Regions from separate parts of the Homo sapiens genome. Here region 2 is linked to region 1. A link is a loop called in an ENCODE intact Hi-C map of the cell type or tissue named here. Cell type or tissue: OCI-LY7. All regions are shown on one strand. Each heading gives the region's core, and the rest is flanking DNA. Links, peaks and the distances in the headings are about the cores only.

Region 1 (2,931 bases), core at 182-2,681:
GCCTCTCCCTCACTGTCCATCCTCCAGCTTTTCTCAGCTTTTCATATCCAGATCTCTAACTACTGCCCCTTTGGGGGAAATGTCCATGTTAACTGCAGTTGGTTTTCCACATATGTGCAGATGAAAGTCCTTTAGCATTTTGTGTACAAGACAAACAGCACCAATGTGTAACCTTCTATTTTCTTTTATTCCTAGAAGGCTTACAGGAAAATAAAGTTGGGAAGGCAGGAGGGCAGGCAAAGTTTTACGTTTATTTCTTTACTTTTAGTTGTTATTTACTCTGAGAGAACAAATTCTTTTTTGTTTGCTTCAAACATCAAAGTGCAAGAGAGTAAGCAAAAGTGTGTTTGAATTCTTTGTTAGAGCAGGGAAGTACATATTTTTTTTTTTTTTTTTTTTTTGCACGTGGGTGATGAGCTATAGAGAAAGGGGATTCCTGTGGTTCATAAAAAGGAATAAAAGAGTCATTAGCATTCTGGTAAGCACTGCTGTCTCCCGGGTACATGAGATAAAGGGCAGATAGGCATTAAAATACAAGAATGAATCAGCTACCTCCGTTTCTTCCCCATCTGTGTGTCCCACATCAACCTGTTATGTGACTACTGAAGCTTTCTATTCTTCAAATACCCAAAAGTCATTCTTTTTCCTGAGCATTGGCTACCAGCACCTCAATACGTCTCCTAGGCTTGCCTGGCTGGAGCTCCCATGCAAAGGATTTGAGGACCTTGATTAGTGGTTTTTAGTGGGGCTCTTCTATGTTCTGTTGCTCAGAAATGGAGGTGGTGGGAATGAGTTCCAGGTTCAGTCATAATCAGTGGTTCATGTGTTCTCATTTTCCAAATAGGTATTCAGTTTCTGATAGGAAAAGTGGTAGAAAAGAAGGTCAATGAATGGAATTTGCTTACAACAGCAGGCAGGATATGTACTAAGTTAAATAGCTTATTTCAGGCTGAACGTCTAGACCATTCACTACCTGTAAGTTCGTTTTATGACAGCTTAAAATTTCTGATATAAAGACCTTTAAAACCTAAATATCTTGTTCATTCATGCTTCATTTACCTAGAAAATACACAGTTTTTCCATGTACTTTATTCGTCATCTGACATAAAATTTTCCAAGTGGTAGAAAAAATACATTTTAATTAATTCACTCATTAATGTGTTTCATAAACATTGAATATCTTCTGGATTAGGCACTCTTTAACTTTATTTAAATAGATAAAGGACTTCCATGAAACTGCAAATATTTAATATATCAGTTATATATATTGGTACTTTTTAGCATACATTTCTTTTCACCTTTATAGGCTCTCAAAGAAGATGACATTCTCCACAAAAGGTAATAGTTGGAGTTAGAAATAGACATCTTGATATTTTTCCTTTTTTCACCTGGCCTTTCAGAGCTGAAAGGTCATTGAAAAGGAGGAAGTACTTTTAAGTGTATCCTGTGTCTTGTGATCTAAGGTTATTTAAATAAGAAAGCACAAGAAATGGAGAAGTTGCCTCCAAGAACAAGGATGTTTTTCTTTCATATTGCATTACACAGAGACAGGTTTTCTGGGGCCTGAAAACTGCACAGCTGTGTGCATTTGTGTTTAAGATTAGGTTTATTGTGTTTAGCTTGCCTCTTCTTTTACGGTTACTCTTCCTCAGCTGTCCATCTTTCCATCTCACTTTCACGTTTCAACTCTCAAAAAAATGTGGAAGATAATGAAATGTCTGGAATTTCTTTGGTGTATGGATTCAAAGTAATAGTGAAATAGCCGTGCTCTACTGGACACTGTCATTCATGAAATTGTGTAAAATCTGAAAATAAGCATTCGATTAACTGCTCAGACCATTAAAAAAAAACATTTTAAGGAAAGTCTAGGAATTAAGAACATAGGAAGGATTAAAATTTGAATTGTTTAATGAGGTGAATTTCTGACAAAAAAAACTTACAACTTTGAATACAGACTATTTCTTATAAGAAATAAACTTTTCCCCTTTCTTCCCCCCATCTCCCGATCTCAAGTTTTCTGAAATCAACTCAAATGACAAAATAACACAATCCTCACATTGCTATCTTTTGTTTACTTTTTCTTATCTGATTAATAATTAAATTTTATTTGTCTCATTTTTATTAATAATACATATTTACACAAATGTGCATATTAAATACGTGTATTTAGTATCTTATGAATTTTGAAGAAAAAAAACCAGAACATCTTTGGATGTGCTGTGTTGGGTGATTTTAGCTTCCTTTTTGGTTTTCCCCCACAAAAAAGGAAAGGGAAAATTCTACTTAGTCTCTTGTTTTTACAGACACTGAAAATCTACTTGCTTTCTCATTCTTAAAGAAATTACATTTTCTGTCAAGCAAGGATGTCCTATTATCAAATAATGTAACTCATGCAAGATTTGAAAACTAATATGTGATATTTCCCAGAAATATTTTGGTTTTTATCAGACACATTTACTAATAGATTTCCAAGCTTTAAAAAGTTAAGGTTAATAGTTATTTCTGGAAGATCAAGGAACTCCCTGTTGGATCCATGCTCTTGGATCACAGTATGAAACAGTTTATTTTTGCTTTTACGACCAGACTTTGGGGTTCTTTTTAACTTGATTTGTTCATCTCAAAGTCTGAAAAACCAAGATGTATGAAAACTGTAGTATGAAAATTATAAAGCTGTATAAACTCTTCTTATTGTGTATTTCATTAATATTCCTATCATCTTAAATACTATTATTTTGTATTTTGCAAATGTGGTACTCTTAGTTTTCACTATTCTGTAACAACCAAAGTAGTTCAGAAAAAAAAATAGCTAAATGTTCAGAATTAATAAAACTGCCACTGTATACCAAGCATAAAAAATTGTTGCTTTTATGAAGTTCAAAGAAGTTATGGCTACTTGAAGTCTCCTAAATATTGATTTGTGAATTTTGTGTG
Region 2 (2,931 bases), core at 320-2,819, 260 kb before region 1:
CCAGGGGGATTTCCTGGTGGTAGAGCTCCTGCATCTGGTGGTGCTTTTCAGGGCCCACCACTGAAGAGGTTGATTAAGACAACCCAACTATAGATGTAGCATTCTTCTACATAGTTAAAACACCGAAGAACCCAAATTTGTATCAAATTCTATGGCAGTTTTACGGTCGAGCTGCTATACTAAATTACTGGGCATTCTCAATACTTGAATATGGAACATGAGCACAAGGAAAGGAAATAACATTGCACTTTATAAACATTGTATTGTAAGTGGAAAATGCAATGTCTTAAATAAAACTGTATTTAAAGTTGGTATCAAAAAAAGATTAAACAAAAGAAAACTAACCACAACCTCCACCCCTGAATAAAAAAAAAGATTTTGAGCTGAAAATGAGCATTTATTTAATGTCTCTAGTGTTGGACAGTGGAAGAGGCAATGCTGGCGTGAGAAGTCCAGTCTCTAGGTACTCTACCCAGGATGCTTCTTACCATGTTATGATGTTCCTTAAATATGGCTTTGTTTCAAATTTTTGAACCAAAAAATTTTCAGGAATCCTTAGAATCACCATTTTTCACCACCTATTTTTTTTTTTTGAAACTACCTAGATAAAAAAAAGTAAAAAGAACAGGCTTTTCTGGTGTTTGAGCTATTAATAAAAATTATCATGCATTTATGTTCATCAGTGTCCACATAGTAAAATGAATTTATGAAATATTTAAAAAGTACCTATAACTACCTCCTTTTATTTCCCACCAAAAAATGGAGACTTAGTTGGGAAATCCACGTGTAAGCTTTCATCTGTAAAAGTAAAACTAAAACAACTAACATTTAACGCGGTAACAATTTGGGAGCAAATGGAATTTAAAAAGGAATCATTATTTTTACAAAATCAGACATTTAGTAGTTATTTAAAAATGGTGGCAAAATGATTCAAGCAAAGTAAAACATGCATTTTATATTTGAACTTCAAAAACAAGTATTTTCTCCTCACCTTTTTGATAAGGGAATGGTTTAAAACTGAAACTCACTTTTGAGGAAATATTTACTAATACTTTACACTTATGCATAAATCTTAAAAATCCCTTGGCTACACAGAATAAAACTGCAGAGTACATCAGTTATAAAAAACCAACTATCAAGTTGGAAATTTTCTGCCTTTACAAATCTTTCTTAGATTCTGGGTTTTCTAGCAGTCTGTTATTTTGGGCTGGATTCAATTTGGTTTCTATATCTGACCTGTATGATTGATTCACTGTATTATGGACTTTTTAATATTTTATTTCACTTGGAACTTCTTATTACCAAAACCTGGCAGGGCAATAATGATTGAAAAAATCCACCTGAACAAAATATGGCTTGTTCAAATATTCTATTTGGACACCAGAGGGCAGAAGAATCATTTGAAGTGAAGGAATTCTATAATATATCCTTTTGCATTCTTGCTTTTCTAGGCTTATTAACATTGCAGAGCAGTGATGTCATGGTTAAGCTAGGAGTTTAGGTTTGACTTTTTGTCAAAGAAGTACAGCATTCTGTCAAAACCAAAAACTTAAAGTAAGCTTGACACACTGAAAGTTGTAGTGTTTATTTAACTGAGTGATAATGTCAACAGAAGTCTCACCACTGGGAGAACAACTTAGAATTCAATCTTAATAGCAATACAGATGCAGAAAATGTAAAAACAATTTTTTAAAAAATAACCTACGTTAAAGCTTTAACTTAAGTGTAATATGGCTTTTAGTAAAGGTTCTAACAATTTCATAGAAAGCAAAGTATTCAGCAATACTTTTATTAAAGTAAGATGTGTTCCTCTGAATTGCAGTAAGAGAAATGGTAAGTGTAGTAAAGTTTCAAAATTCATTATTACTTGTGCAGAGAATAGACAAATCTCTGGAAAAATAGCATAAAGTTCTGTTTGGTTGCTCATTTGTTATCCCTTTGAAGGTAGAACAAAAGGTAGGTTAATGGCTTTTGATTTGGAGTTAAGTAGAGTAAGTTTCATTCCAGTCATAACAATTCATAAACTGTGAGAGCATGAACATATGTTTACCTTCGCTGGGCTTGTTTCTTATCTATAAAATTGGGATAATAATACCTACTCTGTGTGTTTATTTTAAGAATGTAGTGAGATAACGTATACGGGCTTATCAGAGTGTCTGGATCATAAGAAGTGTTCAGTAATGAGTTTGATCAAAATATTCTGGATATTTAGAGAGATAGAATCATAACTTTATATAAACAAAAATTACTGAAATTGGGCTGCTTTTAGAAAACAAATAAGAAAGAATGCCAGGAAATAATGTAAAATTCAATGCAGCTAATTTTAGGTGGGACATTCGGCAGTATATCAATCAGATAAATATTAGGAAATAAGTGCATATTACAGAATATTAACGAATAGAGAGAGAAGACTGATCAGAAAATTCAACATCCCTCTTCATTCCACTGTTTTTGGCAATATGATATTGGGAAAGTTATTTAATTATTCTGGGTATTCATTCCCTTCCCTGTAAAATGAGGGTGAATTACGTGGTCTTTATCATTCACTCCAGTTCTTACATTCTCAAATTTTACAGGCATAGTTTATCTGATACGCTGTGAAATATAATTTCAATGATTTAATGTGTAGTGTTATTAATGGTAAAGTGTATTTGTATAACAGATTTTCACATCACATATATGATGCTCCTAAATTCAACATCAGTATTCTAAATATAAAACATAATGTAGAAAAGCACACTAATAGCATTGAGTGCTAATAAGAAACAAGATGTTGTAAAAATGACTGAAGAAGCAATGAAGTAAAAGGCTACCTATCTATGCATGATTTCAGACATTTTCAAATTTGGTCACAGTGATTTCAAAGAGAATACATAAGTAGCTAGTTATTTGGAAATAGCTGATGTCCTTAGCTACCACGGATTTCTAGAT

What was found. A loop is a pair of places that touch in the nucleus more often than their neighbours do. Peaks named below come from ENCODE experiments on the same cell type or tissue, not always from the same donor. Only the 100,000 strongest peaks of a DNase experiment are listed, where the experiment ranks them.
Region 2: it touches region 1 in a loop (2.6-fold over the local background); 3 of 110 quality-filtered maps call a loop at or near these places.

Annotation. Positions count from the first base shown.
Region 1 is chr7:85,288,988-85,291,918 of GRCh38, forward strand. No RefSeq gene overlaps it. Among named protein-coding and RNA genes, the nearest start is that of SEMA3D, 100 kb to the left of the region's middle. In OCI-LY7, for the core only: no CTCF peak of the experiment used is centred there; a DNase peak (open chromatin) is centred at 1,494; H3K4me3 peaks cover 556 bases; H3K27ac peaks cover 555 bases.
Region 2 is chr7:85,029,619-85,032,549 of GRCh38, forward strand. The region is part of intron 12 of SEMA3D (semaphorin 3D); the gene reads right to left. It also overlaps the pseudogene HSPA8P16. Among named protein-coding and RNA genes, the nearest start is that of SEMA3D, 160 kb to the right of the region's middle. In OCI-LY7, for the core only: CTCF peaks have their summits at 1,376 (motif pointing right) and 1,583; a DNase peak (open chromatin) is centred at 1,393.